3 separate regions of the Homo sapiens genome follow, and regions 1 and 2 are each linked to region 3. Evidence: chromatin loops called from intact Hi-C (ENCODE). Cell type or tissue: endothelial cell of umbilical vein. All regions are shown on one strand. Each heading gives the region's core, and the rest is flanking DNA. Links, peaks and the distances in the headings are about the cores only.

Region 1 (5,371 bases), core at 83-5,082, 180 kb before region 3:
CAAGAAACTATAGAATTTAAGCCTGTTTAGTGAAATCAGGAGGAATTCTACTATCACTGCTGAAAAACTTTATTCCAGGCAGGACATAAAGCCTCTGATTTCTGCTTTTGCCTAAATCTCCAGAAGTACCTACAATGTTCATGATGGGAGATGTGTATTCTACCCTCAGGTAACTTGGCAATTAAACTTGAATGTCATTGCTGCCCAATTACTGCCTTCAAATGTGTTCGTTTATTTACTTACCCAATTATTTCCTCAACATTCAACTATCTCAAAATTAAAAGTGAAAAATGAAAGTGGAATTTGAGTCACATTCACAACAAGTGAATACTTTAGGCTGAAAAATATGTTCATATATAAAACAGTCAATTAAATTTGAATTCAGCTGAACCAGTGGACTTTATAAGTCACCCTTAGGGTGGACACTTCTCAGGTAATGGACATCCATGCTGAATGTTCTTTTTCATTTTGTTTACAAATGAAACCAAATAGCTTCAAATCCATTAAAAGAGCCAATATATTATGGTAATATATTGTTAAGAGACATAATCCAAATGCTTCTGAATATAAATTCTCTGTTATTGGTGTCATTAATATCTGCATGATTCTAGACTTATTTTCATACTTCTTTTTCTTTTTTATTTTGCCAGAAACACCTGAAATTTAAGAAAATCCATCAAGGAGGATATGCAAAGCAAGAATATTAGGTGTTACACAACCAGAAGACAAGAGCAGAGAGGCAAAAAGAACCAACATAGAACTAGTAAAAGCAACAGTATAGCCTGGACAGTTCAAGGGATATGCTGACGCTTATATTGCTAAGAAATTTACCATGGTCTAATTTAACCTTCAAGAACAGCAACAGTTAAGAGCACTACTAGTGGTCTCCTTGAAAGGGCAAGATCGAACTCTATCACAGTCCCTGATCATTTCTAAAACAAGTTTCCCCTGAAAAATGGAAAGAAAGCTGTGCTTCAAAAAGCTCACTAATGAAACATCCTCTCTCTCTCTCTCTAAGAAAAGAGCTTCACAGGGGGAACCAAGATAAACATACACATACATACATAATATATCTATCAGGAAAGAAATCCTATTCTCTCCTTCCCATTTTTTTTCTTGCTGCACACCCTTAATAGTATCATTTACTCAGCTTTAATAAACCTTTCAGATATTTTTGTAAACAAAGGTCATCTAACATAAATTGGTATAATAATTCTTGAATCTGAAAAGGGTAAAATTGTAAGCCATTCTCCCACAGGACCGTTGTTTCTTAGGCACTGCTTCTCAGCTATTCAATTAAACTAGAAGGCAGAAAAGCACCCCATGCAGCACTTAGTCTTGCACTCCTCCTGCATCCAAGTAAGCCTGGATATGCCAAGTTTCTGAGCAATTGATTCAGAACCAATTTGTGGCAAAGAAATGCTCTCCCGCTACTTAGAGTGGAAAGATCTCTCCATGCACTTTTGTCTAGACAGTCTCAACTACAGGAATATAATGTGTTCGCTGGCCCTACAGTGATTTATTAAATGCCAAATCCATACAGCACAGGCACTAAAGCTTAAGAAATGGAAAAACAGCTTACCCAGTGGACTTGTAATGACTTATTAAGATTATGTTGGCAGCAAGACTTAGACAGTATCAGTAAATAATAGTGAGCTATCAAACAACTTTGGTTGAAATGGTAATGTTTAGAAATATCCCATTTAAGGTGGGGAAATGCATCCGCTGGGAATTAGTGACATGGAAAATATTCCCATGCAGTGATGTGAAAGAATCTCAGGTCCACTACAGCAATTCTGCTGGGAATGTCAGTTTCCTTTAAAAAATAAAAATAACCCAGAACTAAAACTCAGTTTTAAAAAAGAAAGGTACAGGCCAAAATCTACCCAAGAAAAAACAATTTTTTTAACTATAAAAAACCAAGTACCTTTTTCTATTTTTAGTTCATAAATCGAAAAAATCAGATGCTTATTATAAAATGTAAAATTGTGTATAAATATATTATTATATTTATATTTTCCATTGAGGATCCTATTACAAATAGACTGCTTCTCAAAAATTCCCTAATCAAATGCTACATGCCAGCAGACATTTCAAATAATTATAATGGAGAAAAAAAGAAGGTGAAAAAAATGTGTTTTCTGTTAAAAAGAAAAATCTTGTTTGATGATAAAAATACCTTTTGCTAGATGTTTGCTAAATACAGTTTTTCCATATGATCAGAATCAAGGTATGATGTTACCAGATATTTATCAATTATCTCAGCTATCCAGCAATGAGAAAAAAAATGTAATTGTTCTTTTGCAAACCATAAAATATACTTTTAAAAGGCAGCATATGATACGTGAAACTGACCATTACAGTACTTCCAGCAATATACATTATTCATGAAGGTATTAACTACTACTAATTTCTAACTTATATCAATATAAGAAGCACTATTGCTAAGAAAATAGATGTTTATTTACTTTCTGTAGAGGATATTATTCAGAAATCATCTAAAAATCCATTAATCTTTAGAGGAAAAAACCATTCTTTTTTATCAATTTGATGCAGCCGAAGCAATTTCCTCAAAATAATATATGACTGATTTCCTCAAATTGTTCTTTTTAATATTTAAACATTCATGATATCCAAAAATTGTAATGAGCTACTTGACAACTATTAGATACATATATTATTTCTCTAAAGTTCTTCAAGTTTTTCCTACGGAAGAAAAACAGGAAGCTGTGAGAGTGCCATGGGTCTTGTCATTGCCTCGTGCCTCCTGCCCGTCACACTCCATGTTGGAGCAGGCGACCAGAACTGGCCCGCGAGACTTTCTCAAGGGTGTACCAGGTGGCAGGTTCAAGGCAATTTGAAGTTTATTATTTTGCTATTCCTAAAAGAAACCATTTAAGGGGTGGCACTCAATGAGGTTAAATGAAATTATTGAGGAAACCAAAATTGAAAAGCCTACTGGAATAAACTTCAGAGTCCTGACCTCATGATCCACCTACCTCGGCCTCCCAAAGTGCTGGGATTACAGCCGTGAGCCACCACGTCACACCTGAGCTTTTCAAACAGGAAAAAAATTTTAATTCAGGTATTTTAAGTAACATTGGCCAAAACCAGGTATTTTAAGTAAACTTTGGCCACAACCAGTGTTTAGTGTTTTTTTCTGCTTTTCACAAAGATTCACGTTGGAAAACAACAATTTTAGTTTAATTTTTAGAACTTTAGATTTTAAATTTAAACTGAATTTAAATTTCAGTGGGATCGGAGGGTGTGCAGTGACAGGAAAAACTATGAGTTGTATTCCAAAAATATTTGGGATACTTATTAGGAATGACCTCAGTACTATATTTTTTAAGTAACAACCTTCTGCGTAATATTACATAATAAGAAAAAACTATACTTTGATTATTTCAAGGTAACAACAGAAAAGTTGACGTTCTGGTGGAAATTTGTTATGAATGTTATTTATTGGTTGACTAATTTTGAATTTTTTTTCTAATATTTTTCTCTGGAGGCTGAGGTATCCATCAAGATTCTAGAACAACAGATGGACATTGGCCCATGCTAGGGCAAACACATAACTGTAAAATTTCAGAACACCTGGGACCAAAAAAAAGGCCGATTTCAAATGGCATTTCACTTCTCAACGGCAACATTGTTAGAAAGTAATATAACAGTGCCTTCAAAATAAATCCCAACATATAATACTATTCTTAACCAAAAGGATAATCAGGAGTGAATGTGGAACAAATTCATTTCCACATATGCAAACTCTCAATCCATTTACCATCCAGGTAGTAAGCTTTCTCATGGAGTTCCCACCAAAATATAGGAGTAAACAAATATAGAGGAACACGTGGGACCCCAGAGACAGACAGAAGATCACTCATAGCAAAGCAATGGCAAGGATCCTAGGAGGAAGGAGACGGGAGAAACCCAAGACACAGGCTGGACAGCAGGTCCAGAGAAGTGAAATGATTGGATAATATATTGAGTTGAGAATTACACAATGGGAGAAGTTAGAAGATAAATTAGTGTAAATTAGGTAAATACAAAGAAAATTGAGCAAACCTAAAACCAAGCAATTTTCAATCCAAGAAAACAAAAACAAAAAATAGGAAGCAAAATGAGTGATATTTTATATGTTACCTGGCTCAACAATGATTAGCATTTGCATGATCCTCAGAACATAGACGATCAAAGAGTGATTAAGCTGAAAGTGAAATGTAACTAAATTTAAAGGTTTCAGCAGGAAGTATTCATGTGTATGGTTAGGGATTATGGTTATAAGATTTAGCAAATAAAAATACAGGGCACCCACTTAAATGTGAATTTCAAATAGTTAATAATTTGGGAGGTTCCAAGTATTTTATAGATAGTAGTAGAGGGATGAAAACACCTATATCCTCATATTCCATAGTAGAGAATCAAAACTAAAAAAATCAGTAAATAGCATTATAAGTCCAATAAGCAAATAGCAACATATTTGAAATGGGTTGCCTCTGACGAGCAAGAAATTATGACAAGGGGGATTCAGGTGGTATTGTTTATTATACCAATTATATGTTTTTAACAATTTTGTTCTTTCCATGCACATAGAATCCGATCAAAATACAAACTAAATTATTTAATAACTGAAGCAAATATGACAAAATGTTATAATTTGAAAAAGCAGCATACATAGATGTTTATTGTTTTATTCTCAATTTTTTTTCTTGGAAATAATCAGAGCTATCTAAGGAAATTTCGACAAATATTTAAAGACTAATGTTTTGCAAGGTTTCCATATTATTAAACTATTTGGGATTATCGTGATGAAAATTACGGAATAATTTGCAGTCATGTCTTTTTATTTACTTATTCATTCCACATATATTTATTGTTTACCTATGATGTTGGAGAAGCAGACAAGGTTACAGCAAATCAGTTTGCTAGCCACAAAACAGCAAGTATAGACAGATCAACAATGGAAAATTTCACTCCATTCAAGGCAGCTCACGACATGACAAGTCACTCCTCCCTTCCCCAGAGGTCCTACAGACTCATATATTCTTGAGTACAGAAGTGGCACAGGAACTCCTTGAGGGTAGTAACCCACTTCCATTATCTTTAAGGAATCCTTCCTAGTCTGACACAGCCTCTAAAACAGTATCTGAAGAGGAGCTCATGAAATTTGTTAAAGGAGTAGATGAAATTAATCAATGAGTAAATGATTGAATAAACTATATTTTAGAGGCTGTGACAGTTTTCCTTACTGAAAATGATTTTTAAAGTTCATCTAAAAGGCTACTGAATTAACCTTGATGTAATTACTATTTAAGTAATTTTATTAAATAATTTTATTTACCATTTAAATAATTGTATTATGTACTTT
Region 2 (5,371 bases), core at 318-5,317, 66 kb after region 3:
ATTACTTAAAAAAGTTAGCCTCTAATCAACCAAGCAATTAAACAAAATGTAAATATATATAGTATTAAACTGAGAAACAAAAGTTTCAAGCTCTTTAATATTAAAATAGTATTCCCACCTCTGGTGAGATGCACAATGAAGGGTATATCCTCAATGTGAGCATATTCTTACTTATTCTTATTTATTCAATATTTTCCATCTTTCTAGATTTCATTAAAATACACAAATACAAAAAAATTAATAATATTTTAAAAATCTAAACAAAAATCATGTCATAGTAAGGGGGGGTGCTGCTAGGAGATGCAAGCATAAATATAGATATACCTCATACACATTTTTTTTTCTTTTTTAAGTGATAGGATCTTGCTCTGTCACTCAGGCTAGAGGGCAGTAATGTCATCTTGGCTCACTGTAGCCTCAACCTCCAGAGCTCAAGTGATCCTCCCACCTCAGCCTCCAGAATAGCTAGGACTGTAGCCACACAAAACTAGGCCTGGCTAATTTTTTTATTTTTTATAGAGATGAGGTCTCACTATGTTGCCCAGGCTTGTCTCGAACTCCTGGCCTCAAGCAATCCCCCTGCCTTAGTCTCCCAAAGCACTGGAATACAATTGTTACTAGATCTTTCCACTTTGTCATATATATCTGAAAGGAGTGACAAACCTCACCAGATATAGTATTCACAGATAAGAATCATGTTTATGGTTCTCTTATCAAAGGCAATCATTGCTTAATAAAGATTCTATGACTTCATTACCCTTAATTGAGGGTAGGCCTCCAGTGTAAAATAAAATAATAAACATGCTACAAGGTGAACAATCTAAAAAAAGATTCTAAAAATATTTTCACTCACTGGCAAATCATATAGGTTTAAAAATTAAGTGTTTAACTATTATAATCTTCTAGAGCTTAACATGACTTACATTAAAAATCAAGTAAGTTCTTCCTCGACACAATTAATTTTGCATATAGTATGAAGAACATTAGACTTGAAATTAGGAGGCTTGGGTTTTGGCCCCAGTTTTGCCATTAACTCTTTAGGATTAGTGTCATTTCATGTAAAATGAGAGGGTAGAATTTAAAATTTCTAAGTATGAATATGTAAGAACTCAACTCCTGACTTTATTTCCAAGAATTCAATCTCTTTTTTTTGTACACTATAGTATCTTAAGTTTCAAAAGGTAAAATTATGTCGCTTGCTAATAAGTTTCCAATTCCCTTTATATATCTGAAACTAAGAACCTATTTTTATAGAAAACTACCCAATACAACTAACTTTTGTGCTGTGCTTTTCATTTTACAAAATGCTAATAACAATTCTGTATGGGAGGTATTATTATTCCAATTCTACAGAAAACTGAGTTCGAAGAATTGTTAAACATAACCCTTTTTAAAATAATCCACATTTTACTAAATCTATAGTTTAAAAAATGGCTCAGTGAACATTGTTTCTTATAGTTAAATTGATTCTGAAGATGTCTTGGAATTATAATTCAGCTAAACAAAAAGGGAGGGGGGCAGTTTAGTATTGTTCAACCAGAAGCTGCTACTTGTAAGCAACAGAACTAGAATTCATATGATATTTTCTAACTCCAAATACCTCATATAACATATTAAAACACCAAGCCATATTAAATCTTAAAGTCATATTATGACTTTGAACAGTGAAATTTAAAACATATGCAAAGATTTTTAAATAATACATATAGAGGAGAGGTAATAATAAATAAAAATAAGGCCGAGAGTGGTGGCTCATACCTGTAATCCCAGCACTTTGGGAGGCCGAGGCAGACAGATCACCTGAGGTCAGGAGTTTGAGACCATCCTGGCCAACATGGTGAAACCCCGTCTCTACTAAAAATACAAAAATTATCTGGGCATGGTGGCGCACCCCTGTAATCCCAGCTACTGAGGAGGCCAAGGCAGGAGAATTGCTCGAACCCAGGAGGCAGAGGTTGCAGTGAGCCGAGATCATACCACTGCGCTCCAGCCTGGGTGACAGAGTGAGACTTCGTCTCAATAAATAAATAAATAAATAATCAAGTTATACAGTCAAAAAAATATCAAAAGGTCGAACAAACTTACTGGATCCCAAAAGTATGTGGAAAGCTTAAACACTGGCATTTCTTTTCTCTATTAGAATTCTTTAATATTACACTTTAAAAACATGAAAGAGCAATTTTTGCAAATATCTTCATTTAAGCTTATATTTCTAATCAAATTTCTCAAAATGCATATGCCCAATTTATACTATCAGCTGAAGTGCTCTCGATTTTTTAGGAACCAACTCAGCACAGCTAGCACAATTATCAAAATAATCCTTTCTAATTCAAAATTTAACATTTGATTGTTTTATTAACTTAAACGTTTTATCTGCTATGATACTGTAATAGTAAAAGTTTTTCTACAAGTGCCAGAAGAATTTAGAGTAACTAGCAAACTATCAGGGCCAAGTTACAAACAATGGTTAAGGTAAAAACTGAAATACTCACTTTATTATTTTGTGTCACAAGAATACTCCCACCCCCAGGTTTCAAAGGCACCTCTTCCATTGCTCCAAACACATCAGTCTCAACAGAAAAAGTTAGTTCTAGACCCAGATCACTTATATCATTATCTAAAATCCATTGCAAATTTTTCGCATATTCTGGATCAATGGATGCCACATCTTGGTAATTTACAGGAATACCTAAAAAATGCAAACATACAGCAGTTATAGTCTGGTTTTGCCTTCCCTTATCTATTTAATGGTAAAATACTGCCCTCTACAGATATTCTGAAAAACTGCAAAATATAATACAATCCTACACACAGCATATTTTAAATGGATTCCTGAATTTGAAAGTCTGTTAAATTAATTCTGTGTTTCTTTCACATTGTTACAATGTAATCTTTCTTTGAAATAACTATTCAGGAAGTTATTATAAACTTCAAAAATGCCAATTATCTTAAGTATACTCACACTGAAATGTATTCTTAGCATAAAAATACACACACAAAAATTGAAAAAAAAAAAAAAAGGCTAACTTAACTAGAGGTGTTTGGAAAAAAAAAAGGTAGGTCATTTTTTTCTCCTTCAAACCCCGAATGGCTTACATATACAGATGGGCTCCAATCAAAATAAAAATTATCTCATCCAAAATACTACTGCTTATCTAGTTTTCCTCAAACTGAAAAAAAAACAATATAAATAAATGTCTGCAGAAATAATAATAGAGCCATACCAAGAATGTGCTTGTAGAAGGATCGTGTGAAGTAAATATTGACCAGCTGCCTGTGGTTCAACGCTAATCCCAAGATCTGCCCAGCAAACCGAAAATAGTTCAAGTGATCAGGATTTACATAAGAGTTGCTATTAGGCTGAAAAGTTGTTCCTATTGAAATAAATACAAAATAATATATTATTAAGAATCTATATGCAGAAGAAAGATTACTTCGATGCAGATAAACTAATTCACATACAACTTCAGCAAAGCTAAGGTTACATTATGTATAAACTTCCAGAGAAATGTTCTTTGTGGAAAATATAACAAGTGGTAAGTAGAATTGGAAGTATAGATGATAATCATTTATTCATACATATTTGTCACAGTAATCTATGGCAGAGAGAAAATTTTAGAGTACTTTTGACTGAAATTAGTTGGAAGATCATCAGAGACACTCTGGAAATAATACAGCAGAGGATCATATACACATACACATACACACACACACACGCACATATACACAGTTTCCTAGGCAGTATGGCAATAGGCTGTTCGCTAGGACAGACATTATCCCATTCATCTGTATGTGCCAGTGCAGTAAGTATTTGCTAGTTTTTGCTGCTTCAGGAGTAGAACACTATGAGAATAACTAAAAACTGTAAATGTACAACTGCTCTTAAGTGACAGGCCTAGTCAATGAACTTGATGCCTGTTAACAATGATTAGAAAATCACCTCAGTCCACAAGGTAACCAAGTCTTTCTAATGGCAAACAATTAAGTTTAAACAATTACCTCTGAGGTGAAAGTAAAAATGGCAAGGGCAATAAGTTACCAATTACTATGAAAATCCAGTGCAATGGAATATGAATCCACTTTTATAAAATATCTAGAATAGGCAAATTTATAGATAGGTAAAGTAGATTAGTAGTTACCTAAGGCTGAGGAAAGGGGATATGGGAGATATTGCTTAACGGGTACAGAATTTCTGCTTGGGGTGATGAAAAAGCTCTGAAAATAGATAGTGGCCGATGGTTGCACAACACTGTGAATGTACTTAAATGCCACTGAATTGTACACTTTCAATAATATAAATGGTAAATTTATATGTGTATTTCACCACCGTAAAAAAAAAGTCTCAAAAAAAAAATACTACTAGTTAAAAGTTAAAACCTAATGCCAAAACCTCAACTTTAAATAACTTTCTTTTCCTATTTTTCCTATTTTTCTGTGATGGTCACTAATTCATATTACAAATTTACTCATCCATTCAACAAACACATAATGAGCTCATGCTATATACTACTATTGTAAATGCCTGGGCTAAAAGAAACAACGGATAAACCTAATGAAATAGCATCAAAGAAAAACAAAAGGTAGAAATGTATTGGAAAGTGAAATCTTTAGTCATTTTGACAATAATTCACTCTGTGTTTCACTGGTCTTTGATTTCTCGGTGCTGACACCAGGTTAACCTGCTGACTAGTTTATTTAGATATAAGGTATAAATTTGCAAGCCTATGGGAATAACCTAAATAAGTCATGTGAGTCTCATCATTCACTGTTAAGGACCTTTGGAGAATAATTCACTGTCATGAAGCAAGACCTGGTATTAAAAGCCAAAGCAAAGCTTTGTGAGATAAAGGCAGACTTCAAAGACAAATATAATCATAATCCCAAAAATATAATATTCTGAGAATAATCACAAATATTTTTTACCTGTTAAAATAATGAATGATTACAGCTATGGACCAACAAAGATTTCTGATGATTCTACTTTCCTCCCCTAGCTCTGTGTTTAATTCCTTCTCTAATTACTTTCTGAGAAATCTAGATGCTTAAAAAGAATAGATAAGGAGACTTTTTTAAAAAAAAAAAAGGAAACATATAGGGAGAAAATCTTCAGAAAAGGAGTAACAGTTTTTAACTTGAAAATTTTAAATAGAATTAAAAGTTTATGATAAATTTTAAGTTCAAAAAATATATATAGCTGTGATTCCCCCAACTATTTTCATGCTCTCAGAAAAATCCTAGTATACAATAATATCATTTTCATGTAATAATAATAGCATATAATATTTATACTTTCTATATGCCAGGCACCAACTAAGCATTTTCACATATCAGCTAACTGAGTTCTTACCACATTACAAAAAATAGGTTATCA
Region 3 (5,371 bases), core at 262-5,261:
TCAAAAGGAATAATAAGAAACATGTTACTACTGTAAAATAAGCAAGACTGGTGTTGTGAGCAGGTTTGTTCCTATGTTGTCAAATAGACAAGCTTGCAGCAAATACTCAGCAATAACAAAATAGATGTCCAGGGACCTTTTTCCAACCGACAAGCAGACAACTCAGCAACTTCAAACAGATTTTTTTTCTTTAGGAGCCAATTCACTTGCAGTGTAGGCTGATAAAGCAGTATTAATCTCCTGCCTTAAATCAAGTTTCTGTCACTGGGCTCCATTAATCTCCCCCCTGTTATCAAGTGTCTCCATGGCAGGAAATTATATTTCTAAATTGAATTTTGTTCTGTTTCGATGTAGTAAGAAATATTTTCCAGACTACTAATAGGACGCATAAAGACTGTGACTCTGACAATACCGTTAGATAAATAAAAGCTATAAGTGAAAACCACCTTCATTCACTAGCTAGCATAATAGCAAAATAGAAAGCATTGATTACCTGGAAAGAGTAATCAAATAAAAGATTTTAAATGAAAAGTGAGGTAGCAGATGGTTAACTTTTTAATTTACCTTTTTATAGCAATTGCCCATAAAGGTAAAAAGAAAAAAAAGCAATCCAATGAGTCTCTTGGTGCTAATAAAACACATATTGATTCTTAGTGCATATGCTTACTCTACAAAATGGTCAAACTTGGGTCTACCACAGGTAATGGAGGCAGATACTGTTTATGAGCACTTCTGTGGAGGCAAATTTACAGTAAAGAAATGTCTTTGGGCTAGATTTATTATGAAAGAATGAAAACTTATAACCACACTAAGGAAGAGATTTCATTTTAGGGGCAGAGATTCACTCACAGTAAAGCCACGGCAATTCAGCCAAGTGGCAGCGCAGTCTCTAGTAGAAGCCTTCAAAATACAGTCTACCTTTTTGTTGGTGAACAATACAGTGATTGCAATAAAGTTTAGAAATTTTTTTCATTGATATAAATTGCTCTGTCCCCTCTTTTTTAACATAGGGTTCTCTTTGACAGTAGCAATTTGGGGAAAGTCTCTTCAAAGTGTAATTGAAAGCATGGCCCCAAATGTCCATTAAAACTTCCTATATTTAAAGAAACATTGCATGAAAGAAGCTTTTCATAGTGCATCAGTGTAAGGAGTTGTATAATACATGATTAATGCTACCAGTGTATCAAGATGCTTGAAGGACAAGTAGGATTTGACAAATGTACAACAGGATAGGGTTAGTTTTCCAGACAGAAGAGAGACGAAAAAACACCTCTACTCCTTTCCCATTCTAACTTCTAACCTACAGCCCTTGGACTGAAGAGGTGAGATATATGGATCAAATCATTACATTCTACTTAACTTCACTTTCAGAACATCTCAAAGTTAGAATTCATGGTAAACAAGCCATACTAGCTTCATCAATTTAAGTATTTTGATACTCCAGTAAATTAAACACTTAAAAGATATTTATAATGGGCTGGGCGCGGTGGCTCATGCTTGTAGTCCCAGCACTTTGGGAGGTCCAGGTGGGCAGATCACTCATGGCCAGGAGTTCGAGACCAACATGGCAAAGCCCTGTCTCTACGAAAAATACAAAAATTACCCAGGCATGGTGGTGCACACCTGTAATCCCAGCTACTCGGGAGTCTGAGGCACAAGAATCACTTGAACCTGGGAGGCAGAGGTTGCAGTGAGCCAAGGTTGCACCACTATCTTCCAGCCTGGGTGACAGAGCAAGACTGTCTCAAAAAAAAAAAAAAAGATATTTATAATGGGTAAATGAATAATAATTTGAAGTCACAGATCTCAACGTTTACGAAAATAAAACTAAGACTTCAAAATAATAAATATTAACCAGAACTGGAAAGCAAAATGAAGTGGAGTAAGTGACTTTCAGAAAAGGAGGAAATACAACATGTTCTTTGATATAAATACAAGCAGGTAATAAAAGAAAGTCGGCATTGGAAAAACATACATCCTCCTCCTTTACCCTGTGAGCAGACCTTACTTATATGCGTGAGAAAGAAAGAAACTGCAGCATCCAAAAGTAGAGGTCATAAGTCACATTCCTTAAGAGCAACCAACTGAGAAAGATAAGTTTGGAAAACTATGAAGCATATTTTTTATTTTTACTGTTTAACATAATTTTGACAGGAGAGCAGACAAAAACACACTCCTGGGAGGAATGGCGGCAAAAGAGAATGACAATTATTATTTTTCTATATGCTGCAATGTGACAATGTATTTTGCAAAAACAACCACACCAGATGTCTAGCCTCTGGACTCACTTTTTACTAGGATGGCCAGCCATCTCATCAAGTGCAATGTACACATCGAGGATTTACACCATGCTCCGTTTAATGCCTAAAGGTTTGGTGGGGTTCCACATGGAATTAACTTGATTCTGAAATTGGGACTATTCACGGCAGTCCCAATTTTAAGCTGAGTCCATCTGCCAAAATGTTGCTTCAGATGTGAAATGTACTTGCTGGTGGCTAATTTTCAAAAGCATCTCGTAGTCACTTACTGGTATGTAAAATGTACAGCTCAATTGCTATTCATTAAGAGAGAAAAAATCAACATTGCCTAAATGGATTAAAAACAGAAGTCACAGACAAGGATGTAAAAGCACTTTGATTTTTCAATAGAGAGATTTTTATACATTTATTGGCATTCTCCAGCATCAGTCATCTCCCAGGCTGAATGCTCAAGATTTTCATTTTCACCATTAAATGGTCCCTGTTTAAATGGATCTCCTTACTTGGCAAAACATATTTACACATCCAGTTGTGCCAGCTCTAAGGCTTCTAGTTCTAAACGTCTATAGGGAAAAAAGAGAAGTGTTAGGAGGTGACTTCACCTTGCCTTTCCCTGAGATCTGATAAAAACTGCTCAACCACACACAAGAACAGCAGGATGTGGTCAGAGGCGTCGTTCCTCCTCTGTGAGACACAGTTTCCTCAGGAAGGAAATCTTAAGAAAGGTATCAGGAAACTATGGACTATGCCAGTCAGCTGTTAAGGGCTCAGAAACTCTTAAGGGAGCAAAATGTTCAACCACGCTCTTTTTCTGAATAGAGAAATCAAATCCCGAGATCAGCCAGGGAGAAAAAGAAAAAGATCAAAAGGGGTATTCTATCTCTAGCTCCAAAACAAATAGCACTCGTTTTCAGTTTTTAAAATGTGCGTGTCTTTAGTCATTTCCCAGGATGGCTTTAAACATGTTGACAGTTTTGCCTCGAACAATGGTGCTGGACTCACCATGGGCATGTTTTCCAAGCCATTTTCTATGAATGTCAAATTGCCCAGGATGCTTCTTTATGGACACCTCACTTCCAGAAGACACCAATCCTTAAAGCTTGAGCTGAATAGGAGAACAGATGCTTAATTTTAAAGTATCACTTCAATTTCTAGCTGAGTAGAAGGGACAACTCCCAGGGCTAATATAAAGTGTCTTTGAAGATCCAACTTCATAAATGACTAGTTAATCAAGTGTAAAAGTTTAAGGAGGGAAGAAAGTTCACTCACATAGCTTCTTAATACCCATCTGGTTCCAAATAGCCTATATTTATATTAAAGGGCGGAAGATAATAACTTTTTTTTGTTTATGTCATTCTTAAGATACAGCAAGACCTATAATCTCCTAGAATTCCTTAAACTAAACTCTTCAAGAACATTACCAATCCATTGCGTGCTGAGGACAAAACAGGATACAAATAAACTAAAAGAACAGGGTCCTTGACGTTAGCACAGTTTTAAGAGTTTTTAATTCATTGCTTTCATTTAAAAATTTGGAGGTTTCCCACGAATATCCAGATTTATGTTTGTTTGTTTGTTTTAATGAGAAGATCCAGCCACAGTAGGTTCTCATTCCCATCTGGCAACAACTGACTGGTACTGAGTGGCTGCTGCTTAATCCTGGATAATCTCTAAAATCCTTCCAGAAACAAAATCCTGGGTGTCTAAATATGATGCAGCAAGTTTGTTGTTAAACTTTGAATTCAAATGGCATGAACAAAATAGACTTCCCAAGCATGAAACTTAGAATACGTCTATGAAGTAAAGTGAATTTCTGAATTGTGATAATTTAAAATAAAAAGGCTGGAGTCAGTAGTGCTACACGAGATTGGGCAAAGACACCAAAGAAACACACACAGACATTGAAATGTACTTCACTGGACCCCTTGATTTGATTAGATGTTGGAATATGAGATCAAAATTGTGTCCTGAAGGACAAAGAAGAGGATGGCATAACTGGGGGATAAAAGGAAGGAGTAAGCAATCCTTATGAGCATGGTAGAGAGAAAACGGGGAGGTTACATCCTGGGAAGACCAAGAAATGAGAAGAAATGCCTTCAGGAATTTTTGTTTAATTCCTGTATTAAAGCAAACTCTACACATAAAAGTCCTATAGATAAATTACTACTGTAATTTTGTGTAGACTGACAAAGAAAAAGACTCAAATTACCAAAATCAGGAAAAAAAGAAAGATCACTATCAATCTTACAGAAATAAAAAGCATTACAAAGGAATACTATGAAAAACCATATACCAATAAATTAGATAACTTAGATGAAATGGAAAAACTCCTAGAAAATGCAAACACAAAACAAGACTCAAGAAGAAATAGAAAATCTCAGTAAATCTGTAACAGATAAAAAGCGTAAGTTACTAATTTTAAATTTACCATGAAGAAAATCTCAGGACCAGACAGCTTCTCTGAGTGAATTCTACCACTCATTGAAACAATACCAATTCTTTGCAGTTTTCTAAAAAAAAAAATAGAACAAGAGGGAACACTTCCCAACTCATTCTATGAGGCCAGTATTATTGTGATACCAGAACCAGGCAAAAGCATCACAAAAAAGAAAACTATAAGCCAAGGTTCCTTGTAAATATAAGTTAGAAAATCTTCTATAAAATACTAGCAAACTTACCCAGCAACATATAAAAAGGATTATACACCATGACCAAGTGGGATTTATCCAAGTAATGCAAGTTAACAAAGTTTGTTTACAAACAAAAATCAGTGTAATAAACCATATAAACAGAATAAATGACAAAGACCTCGTGATCATTTCAATAGACACAGTAAAAGTATTGTATCTAACAAAGTCCAACAACCCTTCTGGATAAAACCACTTACCAAACTGGGAATGGAATAGAAGATGCCTTAGTCTATTTGTGCTGCTATAATAAAATACCATAGACTGGGTAATTTATAAACAATAAAAATTTATTTCTCACAGGTCTGGAGGCTGGGAAGGCCTCATTCTGTGTCTGTGAAGCCCTCCTTGCTGCATCCTGACATGGCAGAAGAGGTGAACGCTGTATCCTCAAATGGTAGAAGGTAGAAGGGCAAAAAGGTCTGC

The links. Peaks named below come from ENCODE experiments on the same cell type or tissue, not always from the same donor. Only the 100,000 strongest peaks of a DNase experiment are listed, where the experiment ranks them.
Region 1: it touches region 3 in a loop (10-fold over the local background); 3 of 110 quality-filtered maps call a loop at or near these places.
Region 2: a loop joins it to region 3, with 5 times the contacts of the local background. A loop is called at or near these places in 4 of 110 quality-filtered maps.

Annotation. Positions count from the first base shown.
Region 1 is chr6:104,519,959-104,525,329 of GRCh38, forward strand. The region is part of intron 1 of LOC105377918 (a long non-coding RNA gene); the gene reads right to left. Among named protein-coding and RNA genes, the nearest start is that of HACE1, 340 kb to the right of the region's middle. In endothelial cell of umbilical vein, for the core only: no CTCF peak of the experiment used is centred there; a DNase peak (open chromatin) is centred at 2,653; H3K27ac peaks cover 799 bases.
Region 2 is chr6:104,768,701-104,774,071 of GRCh38, forward strand. HACE1 (HECT domain and ankyrin repeat containing E3 ubiquitin protein ligase 1) reads right to left here. Exons shown (of 24, transcript NM_020771.4): 18 at 3,225-3,374; 19 at 2,493-2,689. Among named protein-coding and RNA genes, the nearest start is that of HACE1, 89 kb to the right of the region's middle. In endothelial cell of umbilical vein, for the core only: a CTCF peak has its summit at 2,749 (motif pointing left); a DNase peak (open chromatin) is centred at 2,751.
Region 3 is chr6:104,702,359-104,707,729 of GRCh38, forward strand. No RefSeq gene overlaps it. Among named protein-coding and RNA genes, the nearest start is that of HACE1, 150 kb to the right of the region's middle. RefSeq lists a silencer at 33-233. In endothelial cell of umbilical vein, for the core only: no CTCF peak of the experiment used is centred there; DNase peaks (open chromatin) are centred at 2,023 and 2,923; H3K27ac peaks cover 3,696 bases.